Regions from separate parts of the Homo sapiens genome. Here region 1 is linked to region 2. Evidence: chromatin loops called from intact Hi-C (ENCODE). Cell type or tissue: HCT116. All regions are shown on one strand. Links, peaks and the distances in the headings refer to the core of each region. The heading gives the core; the rest is flanking DNA.

The links. A loop is a pair of places that touch in the nucleus more often than their neighbours do. Peaks named below come from ENCODE experiments on the same cell type or tissue, not always from the same donor. Only the 100,000 strongest peaks of a DNase experiment are listed, where the experiment ranks them.
Region 1: a loop joins it to region 2, with 2.1 times the contacts of the local background. A loop is called at or near these places in 26 of 110 quality-filtered maps.

The regions. Positions count from the first base shown.
Region 1 is chr15:75,029,976-75,044,920 of GRCh38, forward strand. It overlaps PPCDC (phosphopantothenoylcysteine decarboxylase), which reads left to right. Exons shown (of 6, transcript NM_021823.5): 3 at 13,466-13,561; 4 at 14,411-14,539. Among named protein-coding and RNA genes, the nearest start is that of PPCDC, 14 kb to the left of the region's middle. RefSeq lists enhancers at 1,449-1,949, 6,450-6,950, 12,892-12,981, 13,072-13,381, 13,106-14,305 and 1 more and silencers at 3,904-4,097, 7,300-7,538. In HCT116, for the core only: no CTCF peak of the experiment used is centred there; a DNase peak (open chromatin) is centred at 6,456; H3K4me3 peaks cover 1,500 bases; H3K27ac peaks cover 795 bases.
Region 2 is chr15:75,097,236-75,112,180 of GRCh38, forward strand. LOC124903529 (a long non-coding RNA gene) reads left to right here and starts at 9,613. Exons shown (of 2, transcript XR_007064720.1): 1 at 9,613-9,642; 2 at 10,918-14,945. RefSeq lists an enhancer at 13,735-13,804. In HCT116, for the core only: no CTCF peak of the experiment used is centred there; DNase peaks (open chromatin) are centred at 7,746, 10,766 and 11,426; H3K4me3 peaks cover 2,026 bases; H3K27ac peaks cover 2,232 bases.

The sequences.
Region 1 (14,945 bases), core at 2,900-10,899, 69 kb before region 2:
GGGGTTGTGAGGAAAGGGTTGCCTGGAGCAGGGAGGTGCTCCAGCCCACCCCAGGGCCTTTTAGCCTGGGCCCCATGGGATGGCAGGCCATGTCTGGAACAGGACTTGGCTTCCCCTCTCTGGTTGGAGTTGATGCCAAAAGTGAGGCAGCCAGAGGGCACTGAACTGGGAGGGAGGGCTCCCCGACTCAGCCTCTTGGAGCTTGCCTTTCCCATTTGAAAATAGGGCTGATTCCTGCTGCCCATCCCCCAGACTCTTGTCAGGCTCCCTGAGATGTTGGCTGGGGTGGGAGGGGTCACAGATGAAAATGGTCCTGTGCCAGTGACTCAGCACAGAGCCTGGCATGTTGAAGCACTCGGTTGTGTGTGTTTCCTGGCCATCACCCTGTCCTTTCCCCTTGTTCATGTCCTTTGGGCCAGCCACATGGTGTGGGGCAACCCCACTGGGAAGAGCCATGGAAGCCACAGTTCACCTGCTCTTGTGGAGGGCCCATGCCTTTCATCTGCAGGGAGACAGCTCTCCAAGCCTGGCCTTGCTTATTAGGGCCCTCGTGAGGTGTTGGGATCCAAAGGTAATCCCTGGATTGCCTTGTGTTGGCCCCAGTGGTGGCGTCTATCCCTGCACACTCCCCTTCACTCCCTGATGGCCCTGATCTCCACATTGCCTCCTGCTGGATCTCCTGCAGGAGCATCATTGTCCCTTGGAGCAGTCACTTTCAGCTCTTCACCTGCTGAGTCGTGGGTTCAGGTGCTCAAGGCTTTCCGGAACTTCCTTAGGTACATCCAGATTTTGTCTAGCACATGAACAGCTGGGGTGTGGGCTGCAGGGAGCTGGGGGATTCTACAGATCTGGCCCATCACTGTTCCTGATTGACCAGTATGTCCAGACATCCCGGGAAAGCCGCTAATGTCAAGGTAGCCAAATCAGGGAGACTGTGAGGGGTGGTGGAGAGACATGGATTAGCCACAAGCCACACACACCAGCAGTCAGGGAGAGTAGTCACTAGCAGAGATGACCTTGAGTATGTTGGGGCAGGTGGGCAACCGTGTCACAAGAGAGGCAGCTGAGCACATTTCTGACGCTGGGACCCTGGGCAAGTCCGTTCTTTTTGGCCATAATTTTCTTATCCACACAGTGAAGGAGGGGCAGGTTCTCAAATGATCCATCTCCAGGGCCTCTTCTGGCACTGGTGTTAGAAGATTCTAGATGTGAGGGCAAAAAGGACTAGGACCCAAAGGCAGCCTGAGAGAAGGTCCTGGGGCTCAGGAGCTTCAGGATGCCGGGGGTTTTGTAGTTCCGTAGTTGTCATGTAATTGAGTGGCAGTAAAATCCGGGTTGTCAGCTCAGGCAGTTTCTTCCCTGGGGTTGGCAGCCTGGCCCATGCAGGGGAGCAAAAATGGCTTTCCTCCATCTTGCTAGGCTGCTTGGCTGGGCTATGAGTTCAACTGACTTATAAACAAAATTAACAGGGCCGGGCGCGGTGGCTCACTTTGGGAGGCTGAGGCGGGCGGATCACTTGAGGCCAGTTCGAGACCACCCTAGCCAACATGGTAAAACCCCAGCTCTACTAAAAATACAAAAATTACCCGGTTGTGGTGGGCGCCTATAATCCCAGTTACTCAGGAGGCGGAGGCAGGAGAATCGCTTGAACCCAGAAGGCAGAGGTTGCAGTGAGCTGAGATCATGCCACTGCACTCCAGTCTGGGTAACAGAGCAAGACTCCATCTCAAAACAATAACAACAAAAAACAAGATCAACAGGAGAAAACCATATTTAGTTACATATCTGCACATGGGTGTACCACAAAATATGAGATTCCCAGAAGGGTGAGATGGCTGAAGCCTGTATAGCAGCCTGAGCTACAGAAGGAAATAGGGGCTTGGGGCTTCTGGGGGTGGTGGCGACACAAGTTATGGGAGGGTGAGGGGAGGAATTATACGGTCTTGTTAGGCAGATAAAAACCTCTCAGATAATAAAAGATGCCTCAGCAGATTGTCAATAAGTCAGTCTTCCTTTCTCAGGGAGGGGGACTCAGGACAAGGGGAATCCCTCTTTAGGCAGATAAGAGAAGTTCAGAGAAAGTTCCTCCCTGCATTTGTTTTTCCCCCAGTGCCTTCAGGTTTGAAATAATCAGCATACCAAAGCCGCATATTATGGGGTGGCATTTCCTGAACTCCTTCATCCACACCCTTCAAACTTGGGAGGAGAAGACAGACATCGCCCTAGCTTTTGCCAGGGCAGGTGTCAGCAGAATTCAGAGCCAAAAGGGGATTTCTAAAGATAGAGAAAACCCCCAACTCAAGGAGTCAGCAGGCCTCGGGCTCAGAGAAGGATACATTTCTAGGGTGTCTGTCAGGACATCCAGGTCTGTCGAGGGTGAGGAAAAGAAGGCTCTGCTCATATGCAGTGTGGAGTAAATTCTGACTTTCTGGAGGACCACTTGACAATATTGAGAGAAATTAAAACATCTTCATAGTCCTTGATTTACCCACAGGATTAAACTCTGTGGGGTGTATTTACAAAGTGAAAGGATGTCCATTATAGCATTATTTATAATTTCAAAGCAAAACTGGAAGCAAACAAAATATCCAGCAGTAGAGAGCTGTGGTGCCCTTATGATTTATGGGACAATCTCTCAGTGGATTACTTGGCAATGATTCAGAAAAATGGGGTGGCTCTCTCTGTGCTGAAGGGAGCAATCATCAAGATGGAAGCGGAATAAGCAGGGTGTAGGAGCTAGCAAACTGGACCCCCCCCCCCAAGGCCAAATTCGGCTCTGCCTGTTTTTGTATAGCCTACAGCTAAGAATGATTTTTACATTTTAATTTTTATTATTTATTTTTGAGACAGGGTCTTGTTCTGTTGCTCAGGCTGGAGTGCAGTGGTGTGATCACTGCTCACTGTAGCCTTGACCTCCCAGGCTCAAGCAGTCCTCCCACCTCAGCCTCCCAAATAGTTGGGACTGCAGGCGTGCCATCACACTCTGCTAATTTTTTTGCATTCTTTTTGTAGATACAGGATTTTGCTATGTTGCCCAGGCTGGTCTCAAACTCCTGGGCTCAAGTGATCTGTCTGCCTCCACCTCCCAAAGTGCTGGGATTACAAGCATGTGCCACTGTGCCTGGCCTGATTTTTACATTTTTAAATGATTAAGTCAAAAGAAAAATAGTATTTTATGACTCGGAAAAAAAGTGATATGAAATTCAGATTTCATGTCCAAGACAATTTATTGGAACACAGCCATACCCATTCATTTACGTATTGCCTATGGCTGCATTCGTGCTACTACAGAGTTAAATCATTACGACAAAGCCTAAAATATCATCTGGCCCTTTATAGAGAAGGTTTGCCGACCCCTGGTATGCAGCCTGATTCCTTCTGTGTGTTCTTATACTGAGTTACTGCACACAGTTTTTTCCTCTGGAGGTGGTTACCCTTGTGAAGGGGGACCAGTGGAGGAAGGGAAACTTGCATTTTTCATTTTTGTATCATTCTGTTCAGTTTTAATTTGTAACCTATGTGTATATTTGTGTGTGTGTGTTTTTTTGTTTGTTTGTTTGTTTTAAGTCAGTGGGGCTTTTGGTGGGAATATTGGGGAACATTCTTGATAAGTTTGTGCTTTTTTTTTTTAAAGTGCTCACTGAGGAAAGAGCAGAAGACATAAGGCCTGGTTTGAGGATTTCTCTTTTTTTCTGGGTGGGGGCCACCTGCCCGCTCTGTGTCCTGATGTGGAAACTCTGAGACCTTTATTTGTGCCTCTGCCTGCTTGGCTGGCCCCTTCCTCCTCTGGCCTGCAGCCCTGTCACCTGCTCCTCTAGGGACAGAGCTCTGTCGGCCTCTGGGCAGAGGGTCCCGCACCCCAGGGTCCTTCCCTGATTGCCCAGAACAACGTTCCTGTGCAGAGCCTCCCTAGACCACCTCCCTGGTTTCCTTCTTGAGAATTTTCTGAAGTTGGGGAAGCACACAGAAGGGTTGGCATGAGGAGCTGACACAACCAGAACACCAGCTCCCCCAGGGGCAGATGAGAGCACGACTGTTTCCTGCAGAGCCAGGTGGGAAAGGTCAGGGTCACAGAAGGGCTGGGGTGGTACGGTGAGCTAGATGGAGCCCTACCATGTGGTCTAAATGGCCCATGCATGGGTCATAAGGGGAAACCAGGCACAGAGGAAGAGGGTCTCGCCCACGGCCTTCCAGGGAGTGAGTGAGTTAGCAGAACTGGGGGCTTGAGGCCAGGTTTCCTGGGTCCTATCAGTGAGTGAATTGAAGAGCTCAGACCTGGAGCTCATTCTCTGCTCAAGCTCACCAATGCTTGAGGATGGTGGAATTTGTGGATTCCTATCTTGGTCTGCCTTGCAGTTAGGGGTTACCTGTACCCCACCTATCTGTTAGACTGAGCCCTAGGAGAGGCCAGAGCTTGGATCTTATCAGCCCTGCCCCCACCATATAAGAGGCTTAGTAAATGTTTGCCGAGTAGAGGCATCATCATGAGCCATGGAACCCACTGAGCCAACCGGAACTCCCTTGGGGGTTTTGTTAAGGAGGCCACCTCCTTCACAGCTCCCGCGCCTCATGTGCCAACCGCACTGGGCCCCAAGAATCCTTTGTCCTAGAATGTACCCACCAACTCCCCTGCTCAGGTTAGTGTCAGCTTCTTAGCTGGCCGCTAGGACCTGGGCACAGATCTGGAGCATGCCATCGTCAACACTGGTAGACCCAATGTCAGAGTCCTCTGCTGTGCGTCCTGGCCCAGAGGACTGGGCCACCAAAGCCCTGGGTTCCTTGTCTTGTCACAGATTAAGTGCGGGGCTACCACTTCCTCTTTAGAATCCTCCTTGGTCTCCAGTGGAGGCATCATCACGCCCTACTAGAAACGCCTGCTCTCCAGCCACTCAGCTGCTAGTTCCAGTTGGGCTCTTCTCCTTTTCTTGTATATGCCAGAGCTGTGCTATCTGATATATTTAAATTTTCTTGTATATTCCAGAGCTGTGCTATCCGATAAATGTAAATTTGAATGTGGCAGCCGCTTGCCACATTCAAATTTAAATTTAAATTAATTAGAATTTAATAAAAAATTCAGTTCTTCAGTCACAGCAGTCACACCTCAGATGCTCAGTGGCCACATGTGGCCAGTGCTGCCACACCCTACGGCACAGGTAGGGCCGTTCCCATCATTGCAGAGATGGAAATGCTCTTCACGGATAATGCTGTAGAGTTGTGGTTCTCAACGGGGGTGATTTTCCCTCCCAGGGGACATTGGATAATGTCCAGAGACATTTTTGGTTGTCCTAACTTAGGGATGGTGGTGCTACTGGCTCTTGGTTCTAGTGGGTAGAGGCCAGGAATGGGCTTGGCGGTGGAGACTCAGGCCATGGGATTTGTCTCATCCTGTGGCTGCGAAGTGCCTCTCCACGAGTTCCTTTGATAATCTGCCCCAGACGTAGCCTGGCCACACTAGGGGCCTGAAGTAGAAACGGGAGGTATCACTCTAAATCCTCATTCCATTTCTCCTGACCAGACCCAAATCAGGATTCCTGATGTCTCTTCAGCAAAGAAAAGGAAACTAGACTTGCCAACTGGTTTCGGGAAGGAATCTCTATACATGCTAGATAAAATGCAGGCAGCTTATGTAATAGGGTCTGTCCAAGCCTCAGTCACATACACAAAGAGATTTAGCTTAAAACTATTAGCTGTAAAAACTTTTCTCAGGTAGGCTGAGCGTGGTGGTTCACACCTGTAATCCCAGCACTTTGGGAGGCTGAGGTGGGCAGATCACCTGAGGCCAGGACTTTGAAACCAGCCTGGCCAACATGGTGAAACACTCTTTCTACTAGAAATACAAAAATTAGCTGGGCGTGGTGGCGCACAACTGTAATCCCAGCTACTCTGGAGGCTGAGGCAGGAGAATCTCTGGAACCCAGGAGGCAGAGGTTGCAGTGAGCCGAGATAGTGTCATTGCACTCCAGCCTGCACAGAGCAAGACTGTGTCTCAAAAAAAAAAAAAAAAAAAAGGAAAAAAACTTTTTTCTAAGTGGTGTCAGCAGGGGACTAAGCCGGGAGCTGCCTTTCAGGAATTCTGTAGCATATGGGGGATTCTTTTTTAATGCCCAGCGCTGCTTCTACCAGGACCCACAAAGGTGTAAGAGAAAGCCAAGGAAGGCTCCTGCCCTCAGGGAGTTTCTGCCCTGCCAGGGCTCCTTGGCATTTGCTGGGAAAAGGTCAAGGTAAATGAGTAAACGGTCAGAATTATTTAGTATCATAGAAGATAACACATGGTTTTATTTATTTATTTATTTATTTTAATGTGTACAGGGCCCAGCCCTTGGCTCCCAGGACCTTTTGGTGGAGTGAATGAAAATAAAAGAACAAAGCCCATAGGGCTGATGAATCAGATCAAGTGACATCCCTCTAAAACCAGAAAAACTAGTCTGGGCCTGCTAGACAGCACTGGGGTCAGTCAGGGTCACCTCCAAGGAGAGTCAGCTGCTTCAGTGGGTCAGAGGTGGGGCATCAGGAAAGACCCGCCCATCACATACTCTTCGCATTACTCCTTAGTGAAGACCTTGACCCCAGGAGGCTCCCTAACAATGTGACTGTAACCTGGGAGGGTGGCTAGAGAGTGGAGCCTCTGAGAGGTTAGGCAAAGAGCTTAGAGGGAAGATCTCAAGCAGGGTGAGAGGCTTAACAGGACCCCGGGTGGAGCTCCCCAGGGGACAGTGGGGGCCTAAAGGCTCTGAGACCTTGAGTGACGGTGTAGGGAAGGAAGAAAGGGTAGAGTTGAGAGGGAGGCGAGAACCCCTGAATCAAGGGCATTACCAATTTGGGGATGATTCTTTTTATTTTTTTATTGATGGATGATTGATTGATTATTTTTTTTTTGTAGAGAAGGAGTTTTGCCCTGTTGCCCAGGCTCATCCCAAACTTCTGAGCTCAAGCAATCCGCCCGTCTCTGCCTCCCAAAGTGCTGGGATGACAGGCATGAGCCACCATGCCTGGCGCCCAATTTGGGGATGATTCTGAAGGCCAGCACTAGGCAAGGTTCTCCGCTTTGCAAACTGGAAGATGGTTTTGGGAGCTGGGGAGAGTGGAGGACCTAGACCTTCAGGAAGTAGCTTTCCAAATTTCAGAATAGAGGCGATGAACCTGGGACATTCTTAAGTAGCAAATGGTTCAGGATGGTTGGGAAGCTCTTAGAAATGAAAGATGGTGGTCCCATGAGCAGAAGCAGGCAGTGTATTAGCAGAGATGTGGTCTCTGGCTACCTGAAGCCTTCTGTTGAAGGAGCTGGAAAACAGTTAAGTGGAAGGGAGGACATGTAACCAGAGATGAAGGAAGAATGTGGTCCAGAGCCCCCCAGGGTGAGCTGAAGCTTATGGCAAAACTCAGGAGGCTCGAGAGGGCTGTTTTATGTATTTGGAAGAAGAACAATGAAGCAGTGTCTGGTGCTGGAGGCCAGTGGTAACATTAGCAGAGGATAAGAAGAAATGGGAGGGGCTGGGCGCGGTGGCTCATGCCTGTAATCCCAGCACTTTGGGAGGCAGAGGCATGTGGATTGCCCTAGCTCAGGAGTTCGAGACCAGCCTGGCCAACATGGTGAAATCCTGTCTCTAGTAAAAATTCAAAAATTAGCTGGGCATGGTGGCGCATGCCTGTAATCCCAGCTACTTGGGAGGCTGAGGCAGGAGAATTCCTTGAACCTGGGAGGTTGCAGTGAGCCGAGATTGCGCCGCTGCACTCCAGCCTAGATGACAAAGTGAGACTCTGTTGTTGTTGTTGTTGTTGTTTTTAACAAAGAAATGGGGGGATTCTTTGATCTCATTTTGTTCATCTTCTCTTTTGAGCTTGTGGTGGTAGGAGGGACCTGAACCGAGGCTGGGTGATTCATCTCCTGTCCTGGGCAAGTTCTCTCCTGGGGTGCTAGGGTACTGTGGTTGGTGACCTACAGGAAGTGTGGGAAACGTCAAAGGGGCCAGGGGCAGGAGATGGCTAGTATCCATTTATCAAAAAGGTGAAGGAGGTGAGCTCCACAAATTGCTACAGATGAGGCTTGTAAGTGCTAAGAAAAGCTAGATTGGGATCACTAGGAACAAGGCATATCGATTTTAGTTTATGTTTTGGATAGTAGACAAAGTATTTTTCGATTTAGATGAGGCCTTTGATGGAATCCTAGGACCTCTCCCTAGACCACCTGGGGATGTTGTCAGCATGTTATAGCCAGTGAAAGATCCAACTTGGAAAGAGTTTCTTCTTGGTTCTTTCTCACCCCTTGCTCTGCTGCCACACCCACGCCCGTGGACATTGTGGGTGGCCTCTGCCCTTGACTTTGTTCTGTTCATAATTTGGATTAGTGTCTCTGGGGGCTACTGATGGTGGTGCTGGCTGAGAGGAGGAGCAACAGGATTGAGCTCTCAGGAGCTCTCTGTAGGCTGAGCAAACAGCAGACCAACTCTGGTGAGGGGAAGTTTACCAGGGACATGTGAGGGACAGCATTTGGGACCAGAAAAATAACTGCTCAGATACAGCCTGGCGCTTGTGGCTTAGTAGCAGCATGAATGAGAATAATTTTTTTGAGTTTTTGCTGATTGCAAACTCCATACATCAGCAGAGGGATGTGGCCACCAGAAGAGCTGCTGTGGGCTCAGGCTGCACCAATAGACATGACGCTCTAATTTCTTCATGAACCTAACAGTGGGGTTGCCTTCTCCGACCCCTGGAGGCAGAGTAAATGGCTCTCACCTGTGGGTTCGTCACTTCTGGGAAATTTAATTTAATTTTTTTTTTGTAATTTTCTCCTATTTTTCTGTTCTCTCTGGAACTCTTTAATCGTCAGATTTTTTAACCTACTGAATTGATTCAATTTTCTCATCTTTTTTCTACTATTATCCGTTTCTTTATCTTTTTTTTTCTCCTTTCTGGAAGATTTCTTTTAGACTTGTGTTGAATTTTTTATTTCACTGTTTATAATGTTAATTTCTAAGAGTTCTTTTTTGTTCCTTGAATACTCATTTTAAAAAGTGTTATGTTCTTGTTTCTTGGGTGTAGTCTCTCATCTTTAAGTTTTCTTCTCCCTCTATTGTCTCTGGGTTTCTATTTTCTGTTTGTTTGTGTAATCTCTTTCTTGCTAGAGGACTCTCCTCAGATATCTGATACTCCTTGGCTGTTCTTATTTGGGTGCCAAAAGTTGATTGGAAACTCTGTCTTCACTGCCAGGGACTTGGTACTCATCTGGTATTGAAATGTTTTGTTGGTGGACCTCTGAATTCCATATCTGAAGGTTTCCTTCCCTACCACATCTCCCTACTGCCAGGGTTATTTGTTTTTTCCAGAAGGACCCTATCAGTAGTCTCCTGCCTGGTTGACCTTGCGTTCTTAGGGTCAAGTAGGGGAAGCAGGCTTGGGTCTCTGTTTGGTCTGTAGATACTCACTTCTGCTCCAGGACTCCTTTGACCTCTGTTGTGCTAACTCTGCAAGGGTAGTATGTTTGGCTGCCTTGGGTGGGAAGAAGACCTGGGGGGACTTTAGCTGTTCCTTCTACAGGTCAGGAAGTCCTCCTGTATTCAGCTATCTGCCTCATGCTCACCTTTGTGGTACTCACTGCCTCAAGTCCTAGGCTCCTGGGCTCTAATTGGCTTGTGTCTCAGTTACTGTGTAGGCTTTGGATATTTTCTTTTCTCATCTAATCTAATCTTATCTTGTAGGATCTGCTCTGCTAGTGCTTCCTTTCGCTTCCATCTTCTGAAAGCGCATTGGCACGTCTTAACTGCTGTTGGTTCCTCTTCTTTTTGTTCTTGAGAATTTACTTCTTTTCTTTCTTTGTTTTTTTTTTTTTGAGATGGAGTTTCACTCTTGTTGCCCAGGCTGGAGTGCAATGGTGCGATCTCAGCTCACTGCAACCTCCACCTCCCAGGTTCAAGCGATTCTCCTGCCTCAGCCTCCCGAGTAGCTGGGATTACAGGCATGCGCCACCACACCCGGCTAATTTTGTATTTTTAGTAGAGATGGGGTTTCTCCTTGTTGGTCAGGCTGATCTCGACCTCCCCACCTCAGGTGATCTGCCCACCTTAGCCTCCCAAAGTGGGATTACAGGCGTGAGACACCATGCCCAGCCGTTCTCTTCTCTTCTATTCCTTGACAAGGTCTCACTTTGTCACCCAGGCTGGAGTGCAGTGGCATGATCTTGGCTCACTGCAGCCTCGACTTCCTGGGCTCAACTGATCCTCCCACCTTGGCCTCCAGAGTAGCTGGGACTATAGGTGTGTGCCACGATGCTGGCTAATTTTTTTGTATTAGAGATGTGGTTTCACCACGTTGCCCAGGCTGGTCTTGAACTCCTGGCCTCAAGCAATCTGCCTGCCTCAGTCTCCCAAAGTGCTGGGATTACAGGCGTGAGCCACTGAGTTTAGATCGTTTTAAAAAAAATTACTTTACTTTTATTTTAATGGGCTTCTGGGAGGGAGCAGAGTTTACCTTATTTAACTAAAAGCTTTTTCTTCTATTTAACCTTTATATGTTCTTTTGCTTTAAATTTATCTTTTTATACAAGATATTGATGGATTAAACAATATCCAAGATAAGAATCTGAATTTTAATACAGAAGATGAGCCTGTTATATATTTACTATAATTATTATTATATTAGGATTTACCTATGCTGTCTTATTTAATGCTTGCTTGCTTTTTATTTTTTTATTTTTTTATTTTTTTTGGAGTTAGGGTCTCACCCTTTCACCCAGGCTGGAGTGCAGTAACTTGATCTCTGCTCACTGCAGCCTCTGCCTTCCCAGGCTCAAGGGCTCCGCCCACTTCAGCTTCCCGAATATAGCTGGGACTACAGGCGCACACCACCATGCCTGGCTAATTTTTGTATTTTTTGTAGAGATGGGGGTCTCACCATGTTGCCCAGGCTGGTGTTGAACTCCTGGGCTCAAGCAGTCTGCCTGTCTCGGCCTTCCAAAGTGCTGGGATTACAGGCATGAGCGTAATCCCATTACTGCTCCCGGCCAAATGCTTTATCATATATTCTCTCTGCTTCTTTTTCTCCTTTCGTATCCTTTATGTGTAGATTGAATTTCCTTCTGTGGGTTTGAAAGGTAAAGGTTATTCTTCTTATGGTTACCATAACTTATTGTGCCCTCTTCTTTACCTCATCACTATCTTGTGTCTTCCCCACGAAAGAGACAGGGCCTTCAGCATGGCCCCGCCCTGCCCTGCTCTCCCAACCTGTGCTGGCCCAGTGGCATCTCCAGGACTGGGTTCCGGGGAGGGATAATGCAGCCCTGCTCATTTGCCATCTTACTCAGAACTGGGCAAGGCTTATTCAGGGCCATCCTAGGGAGACTCCAGCATTCAGTGGGAGTTTGGTTTAAATGACCTCTAGGCTGGGCATGGTGGTTCATGCTTGTAATCCTAGCACTTTGAGAGGCCAAGGTGGGTGGATTGCTTGAGCCTAGGAGTTTGAGATAATTCTGGGCAACATGGTGAAACACTGTCTCTACCGAAAATACAAAAAATTAGCTGGGCATGGTGACATGCACCTGTAGTCCCAGCTACTCAAGAGGCTGAGATGGGAGGATCACCTGAGCCCAGGGCAGTTGAGGCTGCAGTGAGCCATGATCACACAACTGCACTCTATCCTGGGCAATGGAGTAAGACTCTGTAAATAAATAAATAAGTGATGGACCTCTGAAAAGGTCCTTGAGGTTTTTTTGCAGGTTCTGGGCATGGTAGATCCTAAGGGGGAGTGAGATGGAGAATGGACAAGTCAATAGAACTCAGAACGCCAGACTTTCTGAAGTTCTTCCTCAGTCTTCTTCTCTGAGACTTCTACTCCTTGGTCCTAGCTTTGTTCCTAGGCGCTGTGCCGCTGTGTCATCCACCCTGCCCTGTACAATATGCAGGAAGCAAGCGAGGAGGGGGTGCCTCAGAGAGACAGTAAGGAGGAATGAGGACAAGGTGGAATTGGCATGGGCACGTCCTACAGAGTGAGAGGCAGGCCTTAGGGCACCACGTCGCTCTCACGTAGGAATGTGTGTCCAGCAGCGCCTAGCCTTCAGCTTTTCACAAGAACTCAGGAAATTGAATTTTCTATGCGAAATCTTCCAACTTGGACATGTTGGCTCAAAAATGTTAATAATCTTGTGTAGGCCAAACAGCATGTCTATAGGCTGGGTCTGGCCCAGACATGGCCCATGACTATAGCTCTGGCTGGTTGATGGTTCTGTCCTTGTCACCCTTGACTTTTCTTTCTTCTGGATAAATGTCCAGAGAAACAAATGTCCTCTCCTGATTCATTGGTTTCCCCCAAAGATGTGGTTCCCTATACACCCCTCTCCCCAACAGCTACTTCCTCTGGGCCCCTGTACTTTGCCAGCTCGTTAGTCTAAAATCTTGTTTTACAGGCTGGGTGCGGTGGCTCACGCCTGTAACACTAGCACTTTGGGAGACTGGGGCGGGTGGATCACCTGAGGTCAGGAGTTTGAGACCAGCTTGGCCAACATGGTGAAAAACCTCGTCTCTACTAAAAACACAAAAATTAGCCAGGCGTGGTGGTGTGCACCTGTAATCCCAGCTACTCGGGAGGCTGAGGCAGGAGAATGGCTTGAACCTGGGAGGCGGAGGTTGCGGTGAGCCGAGATCATACCACTGCACTCCAGCCTGGGCGACAAAGTAAGACTCCATCTCAAAAAAAAAAAAAAAAAAAAATCTTGTTTTACAAATGATAGCCAACCCATCTAGTGCCCTTCACACTCCTGGGTGCTGTTTTTCACAGCCATGTGTTCTGTTAAGCAGATTGCAGGCAGCCCTGGTTTGCGTTAGTAATTTCTTAGTGAATGGGTAGTGTACACCAGGTAAACCTCATTCTCACCCCATGAGTGTAGGGCACACACAGGCTGGGTTCTCCAGGAGCCTGTCTGCAGCCTGTGCCCACGAGGACTTGTTCCTAGAAGTACGTGAAGGGATACTGTCTGCTTTCTCTTCGGGTCATGCATGCACAGAGGACATGCCGCGCCCCAGCCCCCAGCGCCTTGGCCTGCAGAGGGCAGAGCTGCTGTGTGGCACAGAACTCAGGACCTATGAGCCTCCTTGGGTGGCCCCTCCTGCCTGCTGTGGCCTCTGCGGCCCTGGCCTTGACTTCCTTTCCTGTCACTTGCGTGCCTCTGCCACTGGGCCTACCTCTGCCCGAGTGGCAGGAGCTTGCAGCTTTGTATATACGGGCAGTTGGTGACTCATTCCTCAGCAGCCCCTCAGATAGGGAAGTGAAACAGCCACACCTGATAGGGCCTGACCTTTGGGTGACAGCAGAAGTAGCTAAGCAGACATGAGGCTTGCAGCTAAGGAGGGAAGTCCTCTCTCAAGCCAGCCTGTGAAGACAGCACCTGCCTGCCCTGACCCTCCTGTGGCCTCCAGGCCTGTGGCTCTGGTAACAGTTTCTTCCTCCCTCCCCGCCACCCCCTTCTTCTTGGTGACAGCTGGAAGTAGCAGTGGTCACAACTGAGAGAGCCAAACATTTCTACAGCCCCCAGGACATTCCTGTCACCCTCTACAGCGACGCTGATGAATGGGAGGTCAGTGCTGGGGCCCCTGGGCTGAGTTCCATTGAGTTTCCACCAGCAGGACAGAACAGTCCTCCCTACGGCCTATGGTCTGGCAGCTGGAACAGACAGGCTGGGCTCAAGTCTGTGGTCAGGGCCCTCTGGGCAGAGGCAATGAAGAAAACATCTGTCTAGCTTCTGGCCTGCAGGAGGCCCTAGTCTCCTCCCGGCCCAGGCAGAGCTGGGCTTTGGCCTGGTGCCTGAGGTTGAGTGTCCTTGTACTTATCTGGGCTGATGAAACCACAGAGGAGCTCTGTTCCCACCACCCTTGTCCACGTGGTTCCTGGCGTCAGGGCTGAAGAGAACGCCTCACTTCCCACGGCCGCCGGGCTCTGCTGCATCTCCCCTGCGGATGGGTGGGCACTGGCTGATTCACCAGACGCTGAGTGTGGGCCTCACAGGGGTTCCCTGCCAGGCATTTTCAAACATTCTTAGCCTAGAACATTTCCGGCTGGCCTGTCTTCCCCGCCCCCACCCCCTCCATTTCTCACTGCCCCGGAGCTTTCCACTGGCTTGGACAACCCAAGCATCCGCCTCAAGCAGACAGGCCGGGAGCTCCCTGCCAGATGTCAGTTCTCTTGAAAGCCAAACCATGAAGGGAATAGCTCAGAGAGACAAGGGGCACTTGTTTCCTCAGGCCTGGTTCTCTCGGCTGCTGGCTCCATGGCTAGCGCTCGCCAGCTTAGCTGCAGGAGGGAACGGAGGTTGGCCTGGGCAGGGCAGGTCAGTGGGTTCCTCAGTCTCCTGACTTACCGTACCTGGCCTGCCTTGGCGCTGCATCCTGCTTCCTCCACACTGACCCCTTTTTCTTCCCTCTGCCAGATATGGAAGAGCCGCTCTGACCCAGTTCTGCACATTGACCTGCGGAGGTGGGCAGACCTCCTGCTGGTGGCTCCTCTTGATGCCAACACTCTGGGGAAGGTGGCCAGTGGCATCTGTGACAACTTGCTTGTGAGTGATGTCCTGGTGCCCTCGTCCGTCCCTGGGCCTCACACCCAGTTTGCTGAGCTGCAGACATCCTTGTACAAGGAGACCTGCTGCTGTGGGGCCCCGGTCTGCCCAGGGAGATCGTGCTCCGCCATTCCCCACATCGCCCCCAGTGCTCTCACCTTCTCTGTAGCACATGGGCACAGCCCTGGTCCTGATGGGTCAGTGTGACCTGCCACTGCTCCCCAGGAGTGTCCCCCTCTCCCCTGCCCTTGCACCCAGCCAGGTGCCCACAGGAAGACCCTTCTTCCTTGCTCTTTGTCCCTCCTCGTGGGCTGCCTGGGTGTGCTCTTCCACTGTCTCTGCCCAGCCCCATCGCCTCCCGCTTCAGCTCTGCCTTCTCCGCAGATCTGGGTATACACGTGGGCAA
Region 2 (14,945 bases), core at 4,393-12,392:
TTTCTTTCTTTCTTTCTTTGAGACAGAGCCTCGCTTTGTTGCCCAAGCTGGAGTGCAGTGGCACAATCTCGGCTCACTGCAACCTCTGCCTCCCAGGTTGAAGCGATCCTCCTCCCTGAGCTTCCTAAGTAGCTGGGATTACAGGCGTGCACCACCACGCCCAGCTAATTTTTTTGTATATTTAGTAGAGACGGGATTGCACCATGTTGGCCAGGCTTGTCTCAAATTTCTGACCTCAGGTGATTCACCTGCCTCTGCCTCCCAAAGTGCTGGGATTACAGGCATGAGCCACTGTGCCCAGCCGGTATACAGGTATTAATTTTATTATTATTATATATTACGGAATGTTTTAAAAACAGAAAAACCTAACCACAACAGAGTAGAAATATGCTGTGTTTAGAATATTTGTAACACAGTTAGCTGAGCTCCTCAGACATAGCAATATCCATCGTCTGTAGTATTAAGCACTATCCATGTGCCAGGTGCTGTGCCAAGCACTTCACACACATCATCTTATTTATCCCTCACCACACTCCTAGGGGACAGATACTAACCCACTTTACATACAAGGAAGCTCAGGCTCAAAGAGGTTAAGTCGCTTGCCCAGAATCACAGAGTAATATGTGGCTGAGGTGGGACGGGAGCCCAGGCCTGTCTGCAGAGACTGTATTCTTCAACCCACAGCATCCGAACAAGGATGAAACCAATTAATATCATTCATTGTAATCATGGCATGCCATGTCCTACCCACAGCTGATAAAATCCGACAGAAAGCATTAGACTCCCACAGGATGGGTAATATGTCTTGGGAGGACCTTGTGGGCAAAGTGAATACAAGTGGCAGCTGCACCCAAACAAGCCCAGGGTCAGGACCCACCCAGGTGAGCAGAGCTTGGAATTAGCCAGTGAGGCAGGAGCTGTGGCTGAGGCCTGTCCAGCCGTGTGGCAGGGCTGTGAAGGCAGGCAGAATAGCAAGGGAGGGACGCCAGAGATGGGGAACCATGAAAGATGTCTCGCCTCCTGTTTCAGAGGGAGGGATCCAACTCGCGGGGCAAGAGCGGCTGGAACTGGAGGGAGAGAATAGTGTCTGCAAGAGCAGAATACCAGACATCAGAGTTAGCAATCCAGGCAGGAGCCAGAACCCAGGGCCACAGAGAGCATGGTCTGCCCTGTCCCACCGCTTTCTCTGTGACACAGGGGAAAGAGGTTACAGAAATTGAGTGATAATGGCTAAGGTGAATCAGCCACGAACTATAGCCCTCTCAGGAGCTGCAGGCCCTGCCCTACCCAGCCTGCCCAACTGGTGGGTGGCAAAGACCTGTCCACCCACTAGGACAGGGCAAGAGGCAGAGCTACCAGTTAGGAGCTCACGTGGTCACTGTCCATGGGAATGGTGGTTCAGGCCAACAAAATCAGATTGTCCAGCGACAATTGTCAATTCCCACTGTAAGGCCACAGCCCTGGGATGGGAATCCTGGTTGGACTACAGCTCACAGTCAAGGTTGGAGTATTTGTGTAGCCCAGATTCAGGCTGAGTCCCTAGCAGCTGAGAGCCTGCCTAGGATACAGGAAGTGTAGTTGGGCATCTCTGGGTTTAGACATCAAACAAGGAAGGGCGGGGTGAAATGAGGAAAAGTGACCAGGATGGCAAGGGACCCACACCTTCCCCTCAGAGCTGCTGCAAGGGCAGTTCTCCTAGCCCCAGTACATCCTAGGCGCCGGTTCACAGCTGGTAGCCTCCTGTAACCTGGACTAGCTGGACAAGTTGGGCCAAATAGATTGTTCCTTTGGAGTCTGATTATTATGAAATATTCTACTTTTTCTCTCATAATACTTCTTGACTTAAAGTTTGTATAATATTTCCATATTAGCTTTCTTGGGATTAGTGTTGACATGAAATATTGCTTTCTAACCTTTGACTTTCACCTTTTTATGTCCTTATATTTATATTTATTATATTTATTTATTTATTTATTTTTGAGACAGTGTCTCACTAGGTCTCCCAGGCTGGAGTGCAGTGGCTTAATCTTGGCTTACTGCAACTTCCGCCTCCCCATGTCCAAGCAATTCTCATGCCTCAGCCTCCTGAGTAGCTGAGACTACAGGTGTATGCCACCACGCCCGATTAATTTTTTTTTTTTTTTTGAGACCGAGTCTCACTCTGTCACCCAGGCTGGAGTGCAGTGGCGCCATCTCGGCTCACTGCAAGCTCCACCTCCTGGGTTCACACCATTCTCCTGCCTCAGCCTCCTGAGTAGCTGGGACTACAGGCGCCCGCCACCACGCCTGGCTAATTTTTTGTATTTTTAGTAGAGATGGGGTTTCACCATGTTGGCAGGCTGTTCTCAAATGCCTGACCTCAAGTGATCCGTCAGCCTTGGCCTCCCAAAGTGCTGAGATTACAGGCGTGAGCCATCGTGCCCAGCCTACGTCTATATGTGTATGTGTGTGTATATATATATATATATATAAATATATTTTGTTTGTTTGGTTTTTGTTTGTTTGTATAATATTTCCATATTAGCTTTCTTGGGATTAGTGTTGACATGAAATGTTGCTTTCTAACCTTTTGCTTTCACCTTTTTATGTCCTTATATTTATTATATTTATTTATTTATTTATGTTTGAGACAGCGTTCACGCCATTCTCCTGCCTCAGCCTCCCGAGTAGCTGGCACTACAGGCGCCCGCCACCATGCCCAGCTAATTTTTTTTGTTTTCTTTTTAGTAGAGATGGGGTTTCACCGTGTTAGCCAGGATGATCTCAATCTCCTGACCTCGTGATCTGCCCGCCTCAGCCTCCCAAAATGCTGGGATTACAGACGTGAGCCACTGCGCCCAGACTTAATCAATATTTTTTTAAATAATTTCATTTTGTTCTGCTGTTAGCTTTTTTTTTTTTTTTTTTTGATGGAGTCTTGCTCTGTTGCCAGGCTGGAGTGCAGTGGTGCGATCTTGGCTAACTGCAAGCTCCGCCTCCCGGGTTCAACAGGTTCAAGCCATTCTCCTGCCTCAGCCTCTGGAGTAGCTGGGATTACAGGCGCCCACCACCACACCCAGCTAATTTTTTTTTTTTTTTTTTTTGACAGAGTCTCGCTCTGTAGCCCAGGCTGGAATGCAGTGGCACAATCTTGCTCACTGCTACCTCTGCCTCCTGGGTCCCAGTTCAAGCAATTTTTCTGCCTCAGCCTCCCGAGTAGCTGAGATTACAGGCATGTGCCACCATGCCCAGCTAATTTTTGATATTTAGTAGAGACGGGGTTTCACCATTTTGGCCAGGCTGGTCTTGAACTCCTGACCTCGTGATCCACCCGCCTCAGCCTCCCAAAGTGCTGGGATTACAGGCGCGAGCCACTGCACCTGGCCTAATTTTTGTATTTTTAGTAGAGACAGGGTTTCACCATGTTGGGCAGGATGGTCTCAATCTCCTCACCTCTTGATCTGCCTGCCTCAGCCTCTCAAAGTGCTGGGATTACAAGCACGAGCCACTGTGCCTGGCCTACTGTTAGCTTTTTAATTGCATTTTCTTTTACTACTATTTTAGTGGTCATCTTAGAGATTATAAAATGCATCCTTGATTTATTTCAATCTACATTAAGTTAGAACATTTACAATTTATACTTAAATGATGCAATAACCTTATAACAGTTAACTCCCATTTAGTACCCACCCTCTTTGGTTTTATTGTTGTCATATATTTACTTTTTTGATTTTTTTTGAGACAGGGTCTTCCTGTGTTGCCTAAGCTGGAGGGCAGTGGCATGATCTTGGCTCACTGGAACCTCAACCTCCTGGGCTCAAACGATCCTCCTGCCTTAGCCTCTCCAGTAGCTGAGAACAGTAGCTGAGACCACAGGCATGCATTGCTGTGCCTGGCTAATTTTTTTTAAAATTTTTTATAGAGATAGGGTCTTGTTATGTTGTCCAGGCTGGTCTGAAAATCCTGGCATCGAGTAATCCTTCCACATGGGCATCCCAAAGTGCTGAGATTACAGGTGTGAGCCACCACACTGGGTCTCATATACTTGCTTTTATGTGAAAAATCTTATGAGATGTTGTTTTAAATAGCCAATATTTGATTCTCATTGGACACATTTTTACTCTTTCCTTGTGCTCTTCATTCCTTCTTGCAGTACCATCAGGGCTCATTTTCCATCAGCCTGAAAAATTCCCTCAGCCTGGGCAACATAGGGAGACCTCATCTCTACAAATACTTAAAAAAAATTAGTTGGATATGGCGGTGCACGGCTGTGGTCTCAGCTACTCAGGAGGTTGAGGCAGGGGGATAGCCTGAGCCCGAGAGGCCAGGGATGCAGTGAGCTGTGACAGCGCTACTGCACTCTAGCCTGGGTGACAGAGCGAGAGCGAGACCTGGTCTCAAAAAATAAAAGACAAAAACAAAAATAAACCTTCTCTAGTTTTTCTTTTCTTTTCTTTTCTTTTCTTTTTTTTTTTTTTTTTGAGACTGGGTCTTGCTCTGTCACCCAGGTTGGAGTGCAGTGGCACAATCACAGCTCACTGTAGCCTCGAACTGCAGGGTAGCTGGGACTATAAGTGTGCACCACCACTCCTGGCCAATTTTTTATTTTTTGTAGAGATGTGGTCTTACCATGTTGCTCATATGGTCTTGAATTTCTGGCGTCAAACAATCCTCCCAAAGTGCTGAGACAGGACCCATGAGCCACCGTGCAAACCTCCTCAAGTATTTCTTATAGTGCAGATGTGCACTAGTAACAAAGCACATTCTTTCCGCTTTTGTCTGTCTGACAACATGTTTCTTTTACTTTATTTTTTGAAGTGGGCATATAATTGTAGCTTGGCAGGTTTTTTTTTTAGCATTTTATTTTATTTTATTTTTGGAAGAGAGTCTGGCTCTGTTGCCCAGGTTTGAGTGCAGTGGCACAATCTCGGCTCACTGCAGCCTCGCCTCCTGGATTCAAGCGATTCTTATGCCTCGGCCTCCTGAGTAGCTGAGATTACAGGCATGCACCAGTATGCCCAGCTAATTTTTGTAGTTTTAGTAGAGATGGGGTTTTGCCATGTTGGCCAGGCTGGTCTTGAACTCCTAACCTCAAGTGATCTGCCTGCCTCGGCCTCCCAAAGTGTTGGGATCACAGGTGTGAACCACTGTCCCCAACTCTTTTTAGCATTTTAAAGATGTCATTTCATTATTGTCTGGCTTCCATAGTCTGCCATCAGTTGTATTGCTGGTATCTCTGTCTCTCTCTCTCTTTTAAAATGTGGTTTCTTTTAAGACTTTCTACTTTGTCTTTGATTTTCAGTAATTTAACTGTGATGAGGCTAAGTGTAGTTTACTTTATGCTTACTCTGCTTGGAGCTCATTGATATTCTTGAATCTATGGCTTGATGCCTTTCATCATATTTGTGGAATTCTCAGCCATTATTTCTTTTTCTTTTTTTTTTTTTTTTTTTTTGTTGAGACAGAGTCTCACTCTGTCACCCAGGCTGAAGTGCAGTGGCACAATCTTGGCTCACTGCAACCTCTGCCTCCTGGGTTCAAGTGATTCTCCTGCCTCAGCCTCCCAAGTAGCTGGGATTACAGGCACGAGCCACCATGCCTGGCTAATTTTTGTATTTTTAGTACAGACAGAGTTTCACCATTTTGGTCAGGGTGGTCTCGAACTCCTGACCTCAGGTGATCCGCCCTCCTTGGCCTCCCAAAATGTTGGAATTACAGGGATGAACCACCACGCCCAGCCTTCTTTGTCTTTTCTTTTCTTTTCTTTCTTTCTTTTTTTTTTTTTTTTTGAGACAAGGTCTCATTCTGTTGCCCAGGCTGCTGGAGTGCAGTGGTGCAGTCATGGCTCACTGCAGCCTCACCCTCCCTGGCTGATGTGATCCTGATCCTCCCACTAAAGTAGCTGGAACTACAGTTGTACACCACTATGCCTGGCTAATTTTTGTATTTTTTGTAGAGACAGGGTTTTGCCATGTTGGCTAGGCTGGTCTTGAACTCCTGGGCTCAAGTGATCCTCCCACTTCAGCCTCCCAAAGTGCTTGGAATACAGTCGTGAGCTACCATGCCCAGCCCATTATTTCTTCAAATACTGCTTCTCTCCTATTCCCTCTCTTCTCTCCTTAAGGAATTCCAAACACGTATGTTAGACCTTTTGAGCACATCCCGTGCATCTCTTATACTCAGTTCTGTTTTTCCTTCTATTATTCTTTTTGCTTTGTGCTTCAATTTGAATAATTTCTATTGACTGGTCTTTAAGTTCACGAGTCTTGCCTTCTGCTGTATATAGTCTTTTGCTAAACCTATCCAGTGAGTTCTTAATTTCAAATATATTTTGCAGTCCAAAATGTCAGTTTTTTGGCTGGGTGCAGTGACTCATGCCTGTAATCTCAGCATTTTGGGAGGCTGAGGCAGGTGGATCACTTAAGCTCGGGAGTTTGAGACCAGCCTGGGCAACATGGCAAAACCCTATCTCTACAAAAAATACAAAAAATATCTGGGTGTTCCCTTTTCCCTTCCCCTTCCCTTTCTTTTCCTTTCCTTTTCTTTGACGGAGTCTCGCTGTGTCGCCCAGGCTGGAGTGCAGTGGCACAATCTCAGCTCACTGCAACCTCCTCCTTCTGGTTTCAAGTGATTCTCCTGCCTCAGCCTCCTGAGTAGCTGGGATTACAGGCACCCGCCACCACGCCTGGCTAATTTTTGCTTTTTTTTTTTTTTTTTTTTTTTTTGAGACAGAGTCTCACTGTGTTGCCCAGGCTGGAGTGCAGTGGCACGATCTTGGCTCACTGCAAGCTCGCCTCCTGGGTTCAAGCGATTCTTCTGCCTCAGCCTCCTAAGTAGCTGGGAGTACAGGTGCATGCCACCACGCCCAGCTAATTTTTGTATTTTTAGTAGAGACGGGGTTTCACCATATTGGCCAGGCTGGTCTCGAACTCCTGACCTCATGATCCGCCCGCCTCGGCCCCCCAAAGTGCTGGGATTATAGGCGTGAGCCACATCGCCCGGCCAATTTTTGCATTTTTAGTAGAGATGGGGTTTCACCATGTTGGGCAGGCTGGTCTCAAACTCCGACCTTGTGTTCCACCCACCTTGGCCTCCCAAAGTGCTGGGATTACAGGCATGAGCACCACACCCGGCCAGATACTTATTTTCTTGGCCCATTGAGACTGTGACTTCCTGCTTGGTCCACTTCCTTGCACCTGAGTTTGGGAAATGGCTTCATGGAGAAAGCAATTTAAATGTGAGGCTTGTCCAGGCGAGGTGGCTCATGCCTGTAATCCCAGCACTTTGGGAGGCCGAGGCAGGTGGATCACCTGAGGTCAGGAGTTTGAGACCAGCCTGGCCAACATGGCAAAACCCCATCTCTACTAAAAATACAAAAATTAGCTGGGCGTGGTGGCACACGCCTGTAGTCCCAGCTACTTGGGAGGCTGAGTCAGGAGAATCACTTATATCCAGGAGGCAGAGGTTGCAGTGAGCCAAGATCATGCTACTGCACTCCAGCCTGGGGGACAGAGTGAGACCCTGTCTCAAAAAAAAAAAAAGTGAGGCTCACCTCATGTGCATTCCTTCTCCAACGACCATAACCCTGCATTGGCTGCTGTCCAGTGCCTACAAACTGTTGTTGGATATTCTATTTTGCCCAGTATTTATGGTTGTTTACCATGGTAGGGTAAATCTGAGATCAATGAGTCTGCCTTGGCTGGAATCAGGTTTCTCCCTCAGGGGTTTGAGTGGTTGAGGCTAAGTTGAAAGGGTGTGTTTCAGAGCAGCCACAAAGCTGTCTGGACTCTGAGGTCATGCCCAGGAAGCTGAGAGATGAGGAAATGGAAAAAATGAGTTTGCGGAAGCTGGGAGGACAAGAAAAAGCTGAACAAATGCAGGGTGGTTGTGGGGTGTTTGTGAGGGAAGGGAGCGGATGCTGAGAGAGCTCAGGAAGTGCCATAGGACCACTCACCACACCCTGTTGTCTTGAATCCCTAGTGCCCACACGCAGTACCACTCTCCAGCCCCAGGGTCCATGCCTGGACAAGGTCCAGGTCCTACTCTTGGAGTCCTGTGAGGGCCTGTCTCCCTTACTGATAATAATCCCCCAGACTCAAGGGAATCCAAGGGACCTGCTGATCTGGCAACCAAAAGGACTCAACCTCCCACCACCCCAACAGGTAAAGAAACCAAGGCACAGAGAGGTTAGGTTCCCTTCTGAGGGCCACACAGGAATAAGTTGTACAGCCAGGATAAATACCCACATACTGTAAACTCATGAGCCTGAGCTCTTAACAAATGGGTTCTCCTACCTCCCATGAACAAGCACAATCCAGTCTCTTCTCATGAAAGAAAACCTTCTGGACTCAAGCCCCCAAGGCGGCCCATGAGCTCAAGTAGCCTGTGCCCCCTGCACCCTTGGAAGGCATGAGCTTCCTTGGGCCTATACATGGAAGACAAGGCTCTGAACAGGTAGCAAAAGGTCTGGTTATGAACCTTGCTCTGTTAATGATTTGCTCGGGAACCCCAGGCAAGTCACCGTCCTTCTCTGAGCCTCAGTTTTCCCCAACACTTGTGAGGCTATTGTAAATTGATGATAAACCCATGTGGGAGGCTGGGCATGGTGGCTCATGCCTGTAATCCCAATACTTTGGGAGGCCGAGGCTGGTGGATCACTTGAGGTCAGGAGTTGGAGACCAGCCTGGCCAACATGGTGAAACCCCGTCTCTACTAAAAATACAAAAATTAGCCAAGCATGATGGCGCACACGTGTGGTCCCAGCTACTCGGGAGGCTGAGGCTTGAGAATTGCTTGAACCCGGGAGACAGAGGTTGCAGTGAGCTGAGATTACGCCACAGCATTCCAGCCTGGGCAACAGAGCGAGACTCTGTCTCAAAAAAAACAAAACACAAAAACCTATGTGGGAAACAGCCCTTGGGGCTCCCGGTGCCCAGCAGTGCCGGGCCTGTCACTGACCTTGCTCTAGGATGATTCACAGGGACGTCGTGGGTGGCCAGAGGGCTCGTGGGTGGCCAGAGGGCCCCTTGCCTGCAGCAGCAAGAGCAGAATGGCTGGTGTGCCAAGCTTCGGGGCACCAGTGGGCAATAGGAGAATTCTGTCAGTGCTGGGGAAGGGAGTAAGGAAGCAAGAACAGCCTTCAGGCGTGGGTCTCCCAGCCACAGGGGCTGTAGGGGAGACCCCGGAAGGAGGATGGGGCAGCTGTCTTAGAATACCAATCACCCAAAGGAGCCCATATTCCATGTTTACCAGGAGTACCAGGGTCCTCAATATCGTCTTCACTTGCATTTATTTGCATTTTTTGCTTATAATTTGTCATTTGGTGGGGTCTCATTTCATATCACAGTCTCTACTTTTTCCTCCCTATTTGGGCACAGGGAGAGGTGGACCTTCAGCTAAGTCCTCCTCGGGGAATTTCATTTTAACTCTCAATATACCTTCAGACTCCATTAGACCCAATTTTAATTTTAATTTTTAACCAACCTTTCTTTCTTCTTTCCTTTCCTTCGTTCTTTCTTTCTTTCTTTCTTTCTTTTTTTTGACAGGGTCTCACTCTGTCTCCCAGGCTAGAGTGCAGTGGCACAATCTCAGCTCACTGCAACCTCTGCCTCACAGGTTCAAGCCATCCTCCTGCCTCAGCCTCCCGAGTAGCTGGGACAACAGGTGCGTGCCACAACGCCTGGCTAATTTTTGTATTTTTTGGTATTCTTATTTTTAGTAGAGAGGGGGTTTTGCCATGTTGCTCAGGCTGGTCTTGAACTCTTGAGCTCAGTGATCTGCCTCCCTCGACCTCCCAAAGTGCTGGGATTACAGGCATGAGCCATCATGCCTGGTTGAAGTTTCTTTTTTGAGCAGTTCAAACGATTTATGAGGATTATTTTATTACTTTTATTTTTTCACGGAGGTCTCCCAAAACCAAAGAGAACTTTTATTTATTTATTTATTCATTTATTTTTTTGAGATGGGGTTTCGCTCTTGTTGCCCAGGCTGGAGTGCAATGGCACAATCTCAGCTCACTGCAACCTTCACCTCCCGGATTCAAGTGATGCTTCTATCTCAGCCTCCCAAGTAACTGGGATTACAGGTGCCTGACACCATGCCCAGCTAATTTTTTTTTTGTTGTTGTTAGTAGAGACAGTGTTTCACCATGTTGGCAGACTGGTCTCAAACTCCTGACCTCAGGTAATCCTCCTGCCTTGGCCTCTCAAAGTGCTGGGATTACAGGCGTGAGCGACTGCACCTGTCCACTTTCTTTTTTTTTTTTTTAATAAAAAAGAATGAAGGGCTGGGTGTAGTGGCTCATGCCTGTAATTTCTGCATTTCCAGAGGCCAAGGAGGGCAGATTGCTTAAACTCAGGAGTTCGAGACCAGCCTGGGCAACAGGGTGAAACCCTGCCTCTATGAAAAAATACAAAAATTATTTGGGCTCAGTGGCACACCCCTGTACTCCCAGCTACTTGGGAGGCTGAGGTGGGAGGATTACTAAGCCCAGGATGCAGAAGTTGCAGTGAGCCGCTGCACTCCAGCCTGGATGACAGAGGAGACCCTGCCTCAAAAAAAAAAAAAAAAAAAAAAAGAAGAAGCTTATTTTATCTTGTAATTATCATATGGATCTACTGGATCATTTGTAAATCTAAAATATATTATGAGATCTTCATGATCTTATTTTTCCTATATCATAAAACATTTTGCTATTGTATTCCCTCAGGAACTATTTCATCATTACTCATCAATTATTCCCAACCCATGCTTTGAAAAAAAGACTAAAATAGTAAGAAAACAGAAGAATGATGGAATTGCCTGAATGACTCAATAGTGACATGAGTCATTGCTATTTCACCAATTTTCAGTTTTCTTATTGCCTTGTCCAAAGCATTAGGACCGTCTTTCAAGAAAGTGTAAAAAGTCCAGAGATATCATCTTTGTATTTTTTTTTAGCTTTCATTGCACACAGTTAAGAATTCAGAATTGTTCATTTTCCTACAAAGAGGAAAGAGAAGGAAACTGACAGAGGAAGACATTTCACAGCTATTAGAGCAATCAGTAGATGAATGCAACGCGACAAACAGCAGCACTCTAGACTGTAATGATGAGGTAAAAGCATCGTATGAGCAAAATCTTCAGATGATGACATCATGCATGAATTTTCTCAAACCCAAGAATTGTCCCTATTTTCCCAGGGGTAGGGGAGAACTAGAGAGGGATGGCTCTTTGCCCAGGGTCACTCAGCTCTTGCTCTGTCCTGTTGCTCAGAGATCTGTGACTGAGCCAGCCCCTCCTGTAGCATACAGTAGATGCTGCCCCGCAGGATGGGACAGGGCTGGACCTTGAGGTGAAGAGGCTGTCTGGATACCTGCTCCTGACTGCTAGCTCTTCGCCCACCTCACCTGCCACCTGTCCTTTGGCGTTGGGTTCTTGAGGCCGTGGTTTCCCTCTGGGTGGTGACTCAGTGCCCACAGCCCGCCTTGCATGTGATCTTCCCCTCCCCTGGGCCTCACTGACTGCCCCAGCAAGAGGCAGCTGTGGTTTCCCCTGAAGCAGCAACCACGAACTGCCAAGCCCACCCCACCCCTCCGTGTCCTAGCCCCAACCTCGGGGCCTCAGCTGAAGGAGAGATGGGGAGGCCTCATAGGCCCATGGCACTTGGTGTTTACAACGAGCTTAGCCCTCACAGCATGAGTGTGGAAAGTATTATCCCTATTCAATTGATGAGGAGAGTGAGGCCAACATGTGTGAGGGGCTTATTTCATTTATGCATTCATTTATTCTACAAGCGTCTCTCAAAAGCCCACTAAAACCCAGGACAGTAGACCCAGAGACACGATGTCCAGATGTACCTCAGGAAGGACTGGCCCTGGCGGCGGGAGGGTCGTGAGTGCTCAGCTCTCCAGGGATTGCCCCCAGCTGCAGAGATTTGCCTCCTCTGCCTCGGCCTCCCATGCCTTTCTCTGGGCAGCCTCATATCCAAGGACTAATCCAGCTGGGTACTAATTCAGGCCCGGCTATTTAAGCCCTGTGTGGGGCGGTGACAGGTCATTCGGAGCTCCCAGTGAGGCAGCTGAGGCCAGGGTTGGGCCTGTCTTGCAGCTGGACTTCTTCTCCCTCTGCCCAGTTTGGCCTCTTTGCCTTCCCTTCTCCAGGTGCTGTCTGCAAGAGCTCTCCCTAACAGACATCCCTCACAGTAACTCCGAGCCCAAATCCACTTCCTGAGGAACCCACCCTGCAACCCTCGGCTTTCAAAGAGTGGCCAGCCTCATGGCACAGAGGCATGTAAACCACCCGGGTGGGGAGAGAATAGGCCCAGGGAGACACAGCCACCGGGGCCCAGAAAGCTGGCTTTGGTTTTGTGGGGGGTGTGGGCCGCAGAGTTCAGGATTGGGGCGTGGCAGCAAGGCAGGGGCCCAAGCGCCTGAAAACCACAGCCCACCCCCTTGGCTTGGAGAAGGGCGAGGTCCCCACCTGTCTACCATGATTTTCTCAGACCCAGTCTGCTCCAATAAGCAGCCCCCGCTCGGCTGGACCGTCTCCCAATTTCCCTTCCCAAATACATACTCTGACTGTGGGTCTAGATGCCTCCTACATCCTGAGTGCCTTGTGGCCAGCCAGCAGCAGCAGCAGAGCTGCCCAGAGGAACTGTGCTGGATCTAGTAGGGGGAGAAGGGAGAACAGGCCCTTCTGGGACCCCAAGATCCCGTGCAGGGAGCACATCTGGGTTCCAAACCCACAAAAGGAAACGTGGCCAAGAAAGCAACCAATCTCCACCCCCGGCAGGGTTGGGCTGCACCGCCATACTGTGACTGTGCTGGCTACAGTCCCATGGCGATGGGGAACTCACAGCCCCGTGCCCCTCCAACCAGAGGTCCCTGGGCTGGGCAACTTAGATAATTAGGAAGGTCTTCCTTCCCTTAAGGTCCTCCTCTGGCCTCTGGAGCTATGGGATCTGCTGTTCTTTGGTACCAGTAATCCACATGTGAGGCCCCATTTTTCTCCTAAGTCACTGTAGGATCTTGGGCCTCAGTTCTCCATCTGTTTAGCAAGGGAGAGCAGAGGAGAGCCAGTCCTTCCACTTCCCACCTGCCCTGACATTTTATGACTCAGTGATACACTGACGCCTGTCCCGTTCTGCCTCCTTGCCTTCTCTCCTCCAAGTTGCCCAGCTCCATCACCTTCCCTGCCCCTCCCTTGACCTTCCACCTCCCCTGGGCTGACAAGAGCTGAGGGTGGTCAGAAGTCGGCCCGGCTTCCCACCTGACACAGAGGACTGCTCGAAGGAGATGCTGGTCACTAAGAGCAGGGCAGCAGCTGTAACAAGCCAGCATTCTGGAAGCTCCTGGAAATCATATTGCAGAATGCTGGCCTGGCAAGGGGTGAGGGTAAGGGTCTAGGGTGGGGAACAGTGAGTTCTATATAGCAGGGGAGCCAGGACAAGTGCTGTCCATGCTGGAATGCTTCGTTCTGAGCAAGAATGACATCACAGACAACCCCTGCTCCATGCTTATTACCATGGGCTGCCCAAACCCCCACCCACACAGGGAGGGCAGCGGGAGGGGACAGAAATGAATGGGCACAAGCTGTGGCATAAATTCTGGTGGAGGATGGAGGGAAACGATGCCAGAGCATCTAGCCAGGCCATAGCCTCACAAGCTCTGTCCCTGAGACAGGATTTCTGCAACACTGGAGAGGGATGGTACCCAGCCATCCATGACTTCTGTGCCAGGCCCGACTTGTGTTTAATTGTATACATTATTAATGGAACTGGTGGCAAGGGGCTGGGGCTCAGTCTGTGACCAGCATCAGGGCTCAGTCTATGACCAGGTTCAGTGCTTTATCTAGGACCAGGACCAAGACTCATTCTGTGGTAGGATCAGGGCTTAGTGAGTGATCAGGATGAGAGCTCAGTCTGTGACGAGATCATGGGCTCAAGCCTATAGCTCACATTAAGGATCCCCTCCGGGTGGGGCTCAGAGCCAGGGACATTGTGGAAAGTGTCTGAAGGCAAGGTGGGGTCAGCTGGGAGAGAGGGGAGAAGTGGAAGCATGAAGGCCAAGAGGTCCCTGGGCCTGAGGCCAGCTGTGTGAAAACAGAAAAGAGAGTCAGGACTCCAGCTCTGCCACTCACTGGCTGTGTGATTTTGGAGAGTTACTTCCCTTTTTGAGGTCTATGTTGTCTTGTGCGTAAAATGGGAATATTAGGCCGGGCACAGTGACTCACACCTGTAATCCCAGCACTTTGGGAGGCCGAGGCAGGCAGATCACGAAGTCAAGAGATTGAGACCATCCTGGCCAACATGGTGAAACCCCGTCTCTACTAAAAATATAAAAATTAAAGCCCAGGCGAGGTGGCTCACGCCTGTAATCCCAGCACTTCGGGAGGCCGAGGTGGGAGGATCACGAGGTCAGGAGATCAAGACCATCCTGGTTAACACGGTGAAACCCCATCTCTATTAAAAATACAAAAAATTAGCCTGGCATGGTGGTGGGCGCCTGTAGTCCCAGCTGCTGGGGAGGCTGAGACAGGAGAATGGTGTGAACCCAGGAGGCAGAGCTTGCAGTGAGCCAAGACTGCACCACTGTACTCCAACCTGGGCAACAGAGTGAGACTGTCTCAAAAAAGACAAAAAATGAGCTAGGCGTGGTGGCAAGCACCTGTAGTCCCAGCTACTTGGGAGGCTGAGGCAGGAGAATCACTTGAACCCGGGAAGCAGAGGTTGCAGTGAGCCAAGATCACGCCACTGCACTCCAGCCTGGCAACAGATCAAGACTCCGTCTCAAAAAAAAAAAAAGGGGGGGAATATTAGTTAGGTGCAGTGGCTTACAACGTTAATCCAGCACTTTGGGAGGCCAAGGCGGGAGGACAGATTGAGCCTAGGAGATTTGAGACCAGCCTGGGCAACACAGTAAGACCCTGTCTCTATAAAAAATTTAAAAGGTAGCTGGGCATGGTGGGGCCCGCCTGTAGTCCCAGCT